2 separate regions of the Homo sapiens genome follow, and region 1 is linked to region 2. Evidence: read pairs that join two places in POLR2A ChIA-PET (ENCODE). Cell type or tissue: MCF 10A. All regions are shown on one strand. Each heading gives the region's core, and the rest is flanking DNA. Links, peaks and the distances in the headings are about the cores only. Region 1 has its middle 13 kb from the start of MED18. Region 2 overlaps PHACTR4 (phosphatase and actin regulator 4).

Region 1 (4,399 bases), core at 320-4,319, 75 kb before region 2:
TCAGGAGGCTGAAGCAGGAGAATCGCTTGAACCCTGGAGGCAGAGGCTGCGGTGAGCCGAGATCACTCCATTGCACTCCAGCCTGGGTAACAAGAGCAAAACTCTGTCTCAAAAAAAAAAAAGAAAAAAAAATCCCCTGGGCTGTATAGCTATGAGCATGCTCACATTTGCCAACTATTGCAGGTTACTTTTCAGAATGTCTGTAACATTTACTTTCCTATTGCTAGTGAACAAGAACTCATAGCCACATCCTCACCAGTTGGTGTGATGTGGCATGACCCGTCTTTCTAGTTTTTTCCAGTTTGATGGATGTAAAATGGCAGCTCTTGGTTGTTTTGATTTGCTTGTCTCTGGTTATAATTACATTTGAATCTTTTCATTTCTTTCTTTGTATGTAACAGTATATAGACTTTTTTAGTATGTGAAACTAAGGTATCTATATTCTTTGCCCATTTTTTATATTTTATTTTCAATGGTATTGATCTGCAGAACCTTTGTATATTCTAGATATTAATCCTTTGCTTAAAACATTGCAAATATCTTCTCTCAGTCTGTCACCTTTCTGTTAACTTTATCTGTGATGTCATTAATTAAGCAGAGATCCTAAATTTTGACTATATTATGGTTTGGAATCTTGTTCCTTAGTTTTTCTTTTTGAGACAGAGTCTTACTCTTTTGCCCAGGCTGGAGTGAAGTGGTAGGATCTCAGCTCACTGCAACCTCTGCCTCCCGGGTTCAAGCAATTCTCATGCCTCAGCCTCCTGAGTAGCTGGGACTATACGTGCATGCCACCACGCCCAGTTAAATTTTTTTACTTTTAGTAGAGACAGGGTTTTACTATGTTGATCAGGCTGGTCTCGAACTCCTGAGCTCAGGCAATCCTCCCGCCTCAGTCTCCCAAAGTGCTAGGATTAGAGGCATGAGCCACAGCGCCCGGCATAGAATTTTGTGTAGGAAGTCTTCATTTACCCTTAGGGAACAGATTTTCCTTCTTAGCTTTATAGTTTTAACTTTCACATTTAGGTCTTTAATCCATCTGGAGTCTATCTTCTAGGTGGTTTCAAGTAAAAATCCAGCTTTCTTCTCCTTGCAGTGAATTAGTTTTTCTACCACCATCTGAAAAACAATTTTCAGTGCTTTCTGATGCTACCGTTGTTACATATTAGGTTTCCTCGTATATACTTTATTTTTAAGCTCTCCATTCTATTTCATTTTTTATTTCTTTGTTTCAGTGCCCGCAACACAATGTTTTTATTGTTATGGCTTTATAGTAGAGCCATTTCTACCAATAGGGCAGGTACCCTTACCTTTTTGTCCTCTAAAATAGACTTATAGTGTAGTAATATTTCAAAAAATAATAATAAAGAAAAGAAAATAGATCTAGCATCCAGGCATGATGGCTCATGCTTATAATCCTAGTACTTTGGGAGGCCGGGGCAAGAGGATCACTTGAGGCCAGGAATTCAAGACCAGCCTGGGCAACATAGCAAGAACTTATCTCTCCAAAAAAATTTTTTTTGAATTAGCCAGGTGTGATGGCATGCACCTGTGGTTCCAGCTATGTGGGAGGCTGAGGTAGGAGGATCTCTGGAGCTTGGGCGGTTGAGGTTGCAGTGAGCTGTGATGAGATCACTACATTCCAGCCTGGGTGACACATTGAGACCCTGTCTCAACAACAACACAAATATAGACTGGGTTTTCATAGGCCTTTATTCTTTCATATTCATTTTAGAGTAAGTTGTAGATTCTCAACATTACTACTGGAATTTTATTGGAATTTCATTGAATATGTATTGATTAATTTGGAAGAGAACCAACATCTTTTCATGGAACATTTCCTGCCCAGAATTCAGTGTGGCTGGCTTTCTTCACCTTTTAGGTCTCTGCTAAAATGTCAGAGAAGCTTCCCTGACCATCCAGAATTAAGTAGCAAACTCATTCTCTGTCATTCTCTACTCTCTATCCCTTTATCTTTTTTTTTTCTTTTTTATTGAGACAGAGTCTCACTCTCTTGCCCAGGCTGGAGTGCAGTGGCACCATCTGGACTCACTACAACCTCCGCCTCCCGGGTTCAAGCGATTCTCCTGCCTCAGCCCCCCAAGTAGCTGGGATTACAGGCGTGTACTACCATGCCCAGCTAATTTTTATATTTTTAGTAGAGTTGGGGTTTCACTGTGTTGGCCAGGCTGGCCTCGAACTCCTGACCTCAAGCAATCCACTTGTCCCAGCCTCCCAAAGTTCTGGGATTACAGGCATGAGCCACCGCACCCAGCCTCTTTATTTTTTTTCTTTTTTTTTTTTTTTTTTCGAGATGGAGTCTCACTCTGTCACCCACGCTGGAGTGCAGTGGCGCGATCTCGGCTCACTGCAACCTCTGCCTACCGGGTTCACGCCATTCTCCTGCCTCAGCCTCCCGAGTAGCTGGGAGCCTGCCACCATGCCCGGCTAATTTTTTGTATTTTTAGTAGAGGTGGGGTTTCACCTTGTTAGCCAGGATGGTCTCGATCTCCTGACCTTGTGATCCACCCGCCTTGGCCTCCCAAAGTGCTGAGATTACAGGCGTGAGCCACCGTGCCCGGCCTTTTTTTTCATATTACTATCTGACTTTATTATTTTTTATTTTTAATTTTTGTCTTTTGAGATGGAATTTCACTCTTGTTGCCCAGGTTGGAGTGCAATGGCATTATCTTGGCTCACTGCAACCTCCACCTCCCAGGTTCAAGGGATTCTCCTGCCTCAGCCTCCCGAGTAGCTGGGATTACAGGCATGCACCACCATGCCTGGCTAATTTTGTATTTTTAGTAGAGACGGGCTTTCTCCATGTTGGTCAGGCTGGTCTCGAACTCCCAACCTCAAGTGATCTGCTCACCTTGGCCTCTCAAAGTGCTGGGATTACAGGCATGAGCCACCATGCCCGGCCCAATTTTAGTATTATTAGCAAGACTGTATGCTTCCTAAGGAGAGGAGCTGTGTTTTGTAGTATAGCATAATGATTAAGAGCACAAACTTTGGAATCTTAGGTTTAAATCTAAACTCCACTGCATGTATGTTGTTCAAGCTGGGTAAACCTCCGTAAGCCTTAGTTTTCTTGTCTGCAAAATGCATATGATCATAGACTGTTCCTAGAGATTGTTGTAGAGATTAAATGAGATAATCTACTCATTTAGCACAGTGCCTGGGACATAATAATTGATCAATAAATAAATATTTATGCCAGGCACTGTGTTAAATGTTTTATTTAGCAGTGTTCTAAATACTTTTTATTTCTATGAACCCCATAACCCCTACCTAGCTTAGTACTACTCATATAATTGACCTTTCAAATATTTGTTGAGTGAATGAGTGAGTGAACTTGTGAATGCTGACTTGGAGACCAAAAGAATCTTGCCTGTGTAAGCTGGTTTGTCCCAGGTTAACATTCCTCTTCAATGAGGTGGTATGTACGCCATGAGGCTCAGCATCTGTAGTAAGCAGGAGGAAATTGTGGAAAGGGGGTAGCTTTTTGACCATGGCTTTCTCCTTTTTTTTTTTTTTTTTTTTGAGACAGAGTCTCTCTCTGTTGCCCAGGCTGGAGTGCAGTGGCGCAATCTCAGCTGATTGCAACCTCCACCTCCCAGATTCAAGCGATTCTCCTGCCTCAGCCTCCCAAGTAGCTGGGATTACAGGCATGCGCCACCACACCCAGCTAATTTTTTTGTATTTTTAGTAGAGACAGGGTTTCACCATGTTGGCCAGGCTGGTCTCAAACCACTGATCTCAGGTGATCCACCCCCCTCGGCCTCCCAAAGTGCTGGAATTACAGGCGTGAGCCACCATGCCTGGCTTATTTTTTTATTTTATTTTATTTTATTTTATTTTTGAGACAGAGTCTCACTCTGTCACCCAGGCTGGAGAGTAGTGGCACAATCTCGGCTCACTGCAACCTCTGCCTCCCAAGCAATTCTCGTGCCTCAAGCGATTCTCATACCTCAGCTTCCCAAGTAGCTGGGAATGTACCACCATGCTCAGCTAAATATTTTGTATTTTTAGATAAAATTTTTAGACAGGGTTTCGCCTCGTTGGCCAGGCTGGTCTTGAACTCCTGGGCTCAAGCGATCTGCCTGCTTTGGCCTCCCAAAGTGCTAGGATTACAGGTGTGAGCCACTGTGCCTGGCCAGCTGTGGCTTTTTCACTCTGAAGAAGCCATTCACGCTTTAGTACTCTAATTTATTTCTCAGAACTGAAAAAACAAATTTTAAAAAGTTGCTCTAGGTAGCCGGGTGCGGTGGCTCACACCTGTAATCCCAGCACTTTGGGAGGCCAAGGCAGGTGGATCACAAGGTCAGGAGATTGAGACCGTCCTGGCTAACACGGTGAAACCCTGCCTCTAATAAAAATACAAAAAATTAGCCGGGCATGG
Region 2 (4,399 bases), core at 181-4,180:
TTTAGGTCACCTCCCTTTCATCTCATTTCAGAGACCTGGATAAAATACAATGAATGTATTACTTGTTAACCTATACTGGTGTATACTACCAGTTAAAAGAAAAAATTAGGCTGGGCGCGGTGGCTCACCCCCGTAATCCTAGCACTTTGGGAGGCCGAGGTGGACGGTTTGCCTGAGCTCAGGAATTCGAGACCAGCCTGGGCAACAAGGTGAAACCCCGCCTCTACTAAAATACAAAAAATTACCCAGGCATGATGGCGTGCTACTGTAGTCCCAGCTACTTGGGAGGCTGAGGCAGGAGAATTGCTTGAACCCGGGAGGCGGAGGTTGCAGTGAGCCAAGATCACGCCACTCCACGCCAGCCTGGGCAACAGAGCGAGACTCTGTCTCAAAAAAAAAAAAAAGAGAGAGAAAAGAAAGAAAAAAATTCATGGCTACACTGTACATAAGTGCTGAGTGAAGGAAGGATCCAGAGAGGATGTGCATAGAATTTGTGCTACCATGATGCTCCACACCCCACTACTTTCAAAAATAGCTAATTCGTGCTTCTGCTTTCTTCCTCCCTTTTCAACTGCTTATGGAGTTAACAGTCATTCTCCCAAGAGCATACCAGAACAAAAGGGACTGAAACCCTAGCATATCACTTATTTAAAAGTACTGAGTTGTGACTTCCTTCTAAAGATTTTTGAGGTGGAGGAGGATCTGCATACTAATTGCCTTCCCAAAATGTTTTAAATCATCTGAATACTTCATTAAGTTTCTATATACCCTCTCTTGTATAAATATGAACATGACTTGTTGAAAATACTTTTTTGGGTGTGTTTGGTGATTGTTTAATGAGATGTAGATTATCAGTTTGCATTCTGAATTTAAAGCTAGTTGCAAAGGCTTTATTCATATGCATGGCATTCTGGAAACAAATTTATAAGATAATACCTCCTTTTGATTAGAATTTGTATCATATAGGAAATAGGAGAAGTAGTTTGTTAAGGTAGCAAATAGAATTTATTATTTCCTAAACAAAGTCAATTATTTTTTTCTTATTCTGTATCTGAATTTATGAATTATTATGATGATGCTATAAAGGAGTTTTTTTCTAGCTGTTTAAGAACATTTGCCAAGGAGCCAAACTCAAGACATAATGCACTTCAAAGTTCATGGGAAAACATTTTTGATGTTATGTTGTTATCACTTGAAGCTCAAAATATGCCAGTAACATAGTCCTTCCCTCCCTCCTCTTTAAGAATGAAAGACAAAATACAAGCTTAATTAGTTTTGAGGTCCTCAGGGTGTAGGAGTTAAATTCCTCCAGTATTACATGATGCCAAAATTGATGCTAGTTCCATTTTTTCTCCTAGTGGTCTTGATGAGAAATTTAATATAGCATTATTATAAATATATATTAAATATCCTCTGTCATCTTATTTCCTGAAGGGGTATAAAGGTCAACATGTTTTTACTGTTACATCCTACCCACTGCCCAGTAGTAAACACACAATACATATCTGTATGTGTTTCTTCCAGTGGTTTTAATTTTTCTGCATAAGATAGAATTACCAATCTTAAGGAAAACAGAGTACACAGGCACCAAATTCTGTGAACCTGAATAACAGATATTATGTAATTATTTTTTCTGTCAGTAGAAAAAGATGAGCTGTAGTAGTAGTAGTAGAAGCCTGGAAAGGCAGTAATGCTGACATTCTGGACTATTGCCTGTGTCCTCTCACCACTTTTTATCACTTCTGACTACGTCTTACTCCTAGAAAATCATAGCAAGTGGGATAGGTTGACTAAATGCATGGACTGGTTTCCATCTGAATTTATTGCTGCAAACTGAGCCCTTATCAATGTGTCATGCACCCTGGACAGACGATGATATATGTCATACAAATGTTTTCTTCCAGCCTGTGGCTTGTCTATTTGCTTTCAGAGGCTTTTAAAGTAATGCAATCCAATTTAATCCATTTTCTCTTTTATAGTTCATAATTTTTGTGTTTTCTTGAAGAAATCTTTGCTTAACCAAAGATTAGGTTTTATTTTAAGTTGTTGATTCTTTTTGAGTTAATTTTTAGATATGGTACAAAGTTGGAAATATTCTCCTTTGTCCACTGAATTACCTTGACACCCTGTTGAATTCCTGATGAAACTGGTAATTTTCTTTCTTGCTTTTTTTTTTCTTTTTTTTGCTGTTCCCCCCTTCCTTCCCCCTGAAATGGGTAATTTTCTAGGAAAATATAATTTGCCAAAGGAACTCAAGAAATAAAAATCCTATGTAGACTAGTGTTAAAATGTGATTAGGCCAGGGGTTTTGTGGACAATTTAATTCATGTTGATGAAGCAGATGATTGCAGTAGTCCCTCCTTATTTATGGGGGATATACCAAGACCAAGAATGCCAGTGGATCCCTGAAATCATGGATAATACTGAACCCCAATATGTACTGTTTTTTTCCTGTATATACATACATACATATGTACCTGTGATAAAGTTTGGATTATAAATTAGGCACAGTAAGAATTTAATAACAATAACTAATAATAAAATAGAACAAATAAGTAAAACAAAGATTACTTGAACACAAGCACTGCAATACCGCCACAGTTGATATGGCAACTGAGATGGCTGCTAAGTGATTAACAGGCAGTGAACACATACGGTGTGGATATGCTGGACAAGGTGATGGATGATTCACCCCTGGGCAGGACAGAGCAGGATGGCATGAGATTTCATCATGATACTCAGAGTGGCACATGATTTAAAACTTACAAGTTATTTATTTCTAGAAATTTTCCATATTATATCTTTGGACTGCAGTCAACCACAAGTAACTGAAACTGCAGAAAGTGAAACCACAGATAAGAGGGGACAGCTCTATAATGCTATATCAATCAGTATAGCAGAGAAAAAGAAAGTATACCTGTTTATTTTATAAAGTTGGCAAAATCTTGATAACTAAAAGCTGACAGTCTGGGCATAGTGGCTCATGCCTCTAATCTCAGTCCTTTGGGAGGCCCATACGGGAGGATTGCTTGAGCCCAGGAGTTCAAGAACAGCCTAGGCAACATTGGGAGACCCTACAAAAAAAAAAAAAAAAAAGACACAAGAATCTTTTAAAAAGTTAGCCAGGTATGGTGGCACACATCTATAGTCCCAGCTATTTGGGAGGCTCAGGTGGGAGGATTGCTTGAGTCCAGGAGGTCAAGGCTGCAGTGAAATGAGATTGTGCCACTGCACTCCAGCCTGGAGGACAGAGCACAGCCCTATCTCTAAATAAATAAATGCTGACAAAGATAGTAGAAAAATACATTTGTCCGGCTGGGTGTGGTGGCTCATGCCTATCCCAGCACATTGGGAAGCCAAGGCAGGCAGATCACATGAGGTCAGGAGTTTGAGACCACACTGCCCAACATGGCGAAAGCCTGACTCTACTAAAAATACAAAAAAAAAAAATAATAATAATAATAGCTGGGCGTGGTGGCAGGCAACTGTAACCCCAGCTACTTGGGAGGCTGAGGCAGGAGAAACATCTAAACCTGGGAGGCAGAGGTTGCAGTGACTCAAGATTGCGCCACTGCACTCTGGACTGGGTGACAGAGCAAGACTCCATCTCAAAAACAAAAAACAAAACAAAACAAACAAACAAATACATTTGTTCTATTCCACTTAATACAGCTGTAGAAAGTCTATATAAATTACATGTAGATTAAATCCAACAAATCATTATTTTTTCTTATTACAAAAACAATATATATTTCTTTGAGAAAAATGAGAAAATATGGCATAAAGGAGAAAATTTTAAGGCCAGGTGCAATGGCTCACACCTGTAATCTCAGGACTTTGGGAGGCTGAGGCAGTGGATCACCTGAGGTCAGGAGTTCGAGACCAGCCTGGCTAATATGGTGGAAACCTGTCTCTACTAAAAATACAAAATTTAGCCGGGCATGATGGTGTGCGCCTGTAGTCCCAGCTACTTGGGAGGCTGAGACAGGAGAATTGCTTGAACCCTGGAGGCAGAGGTTGCAATAAGCTGAGATTGTGCCACTGCACACCAGCCTGGGTGACAGAGAGAGACTCCATCTCAAAAAATAAAAAAAGGAGAAAAATTTAAATCATTTGACCTTTCTATCCATTGGTAATTACTAATAACATTTTGATATATCTACTTTTATGATTTTTTTCTAGGGAAGTTTTCTATGTACAGTAGTTACATTTTTTAACATGCCAATTTATAGCTAGCTGTTTTCTGCTTGTTTGGTGCCCGCCCCCATGCCCAGCTAATTTTTTTGTATTTTTAGTAGAGACAGGGTTTCACCATGTCGGCCAGGCTGGTCTCGAACTCCTGAAATTAAGTAATCCACCCGCCTCGGCCTCCCAGAGTGCCAGGATTACAGGCGTGAGC

Evidence for each region. Peaks named below come from ENCODE experiments on the same cell type or tissue, not always from the same donor. Only the 100,000 strongest peaks of a DNase experiment are listed, where the experiment ranks them.
Region 1: POLR2A ChIA-PET joins it to region 2 with 5 read pairs; 4 of 35 experiments call an interaction of 5 or more read pairs at or near these places.

The regions. Positions count from the first base shown.
Region 1 is chr1:28,340,194-28,344,592 of GRCh38, forward strand. No RefSeq gene overlaps it. Among named protein-coding and RNA genes, the nearest start is that of MED18, 13 kb to the left of the region's middle. In MCF 10A, for the core only: no CTCF peak of the experiment used is centred there; no DNase peak of the experiment used is centred there.
Region 2 is chr1:28,414,871-28,419,269 of GRCh38, forward strand. All of the region lies in intron 2 of PHACTR4 (phosphatase and actin regulator 4), which reads left to right. Among named protein-coding and RNA genes, the nearest start is that of PHACTR4, 47 kb to the left of the region's middle. RefSeq lists a silencer at 2,583-2,642. In MCF 10A, for the core only: no CTCF peak of the experiment used is centred there; a DNase peak (open chromatin) is centred at 2,681.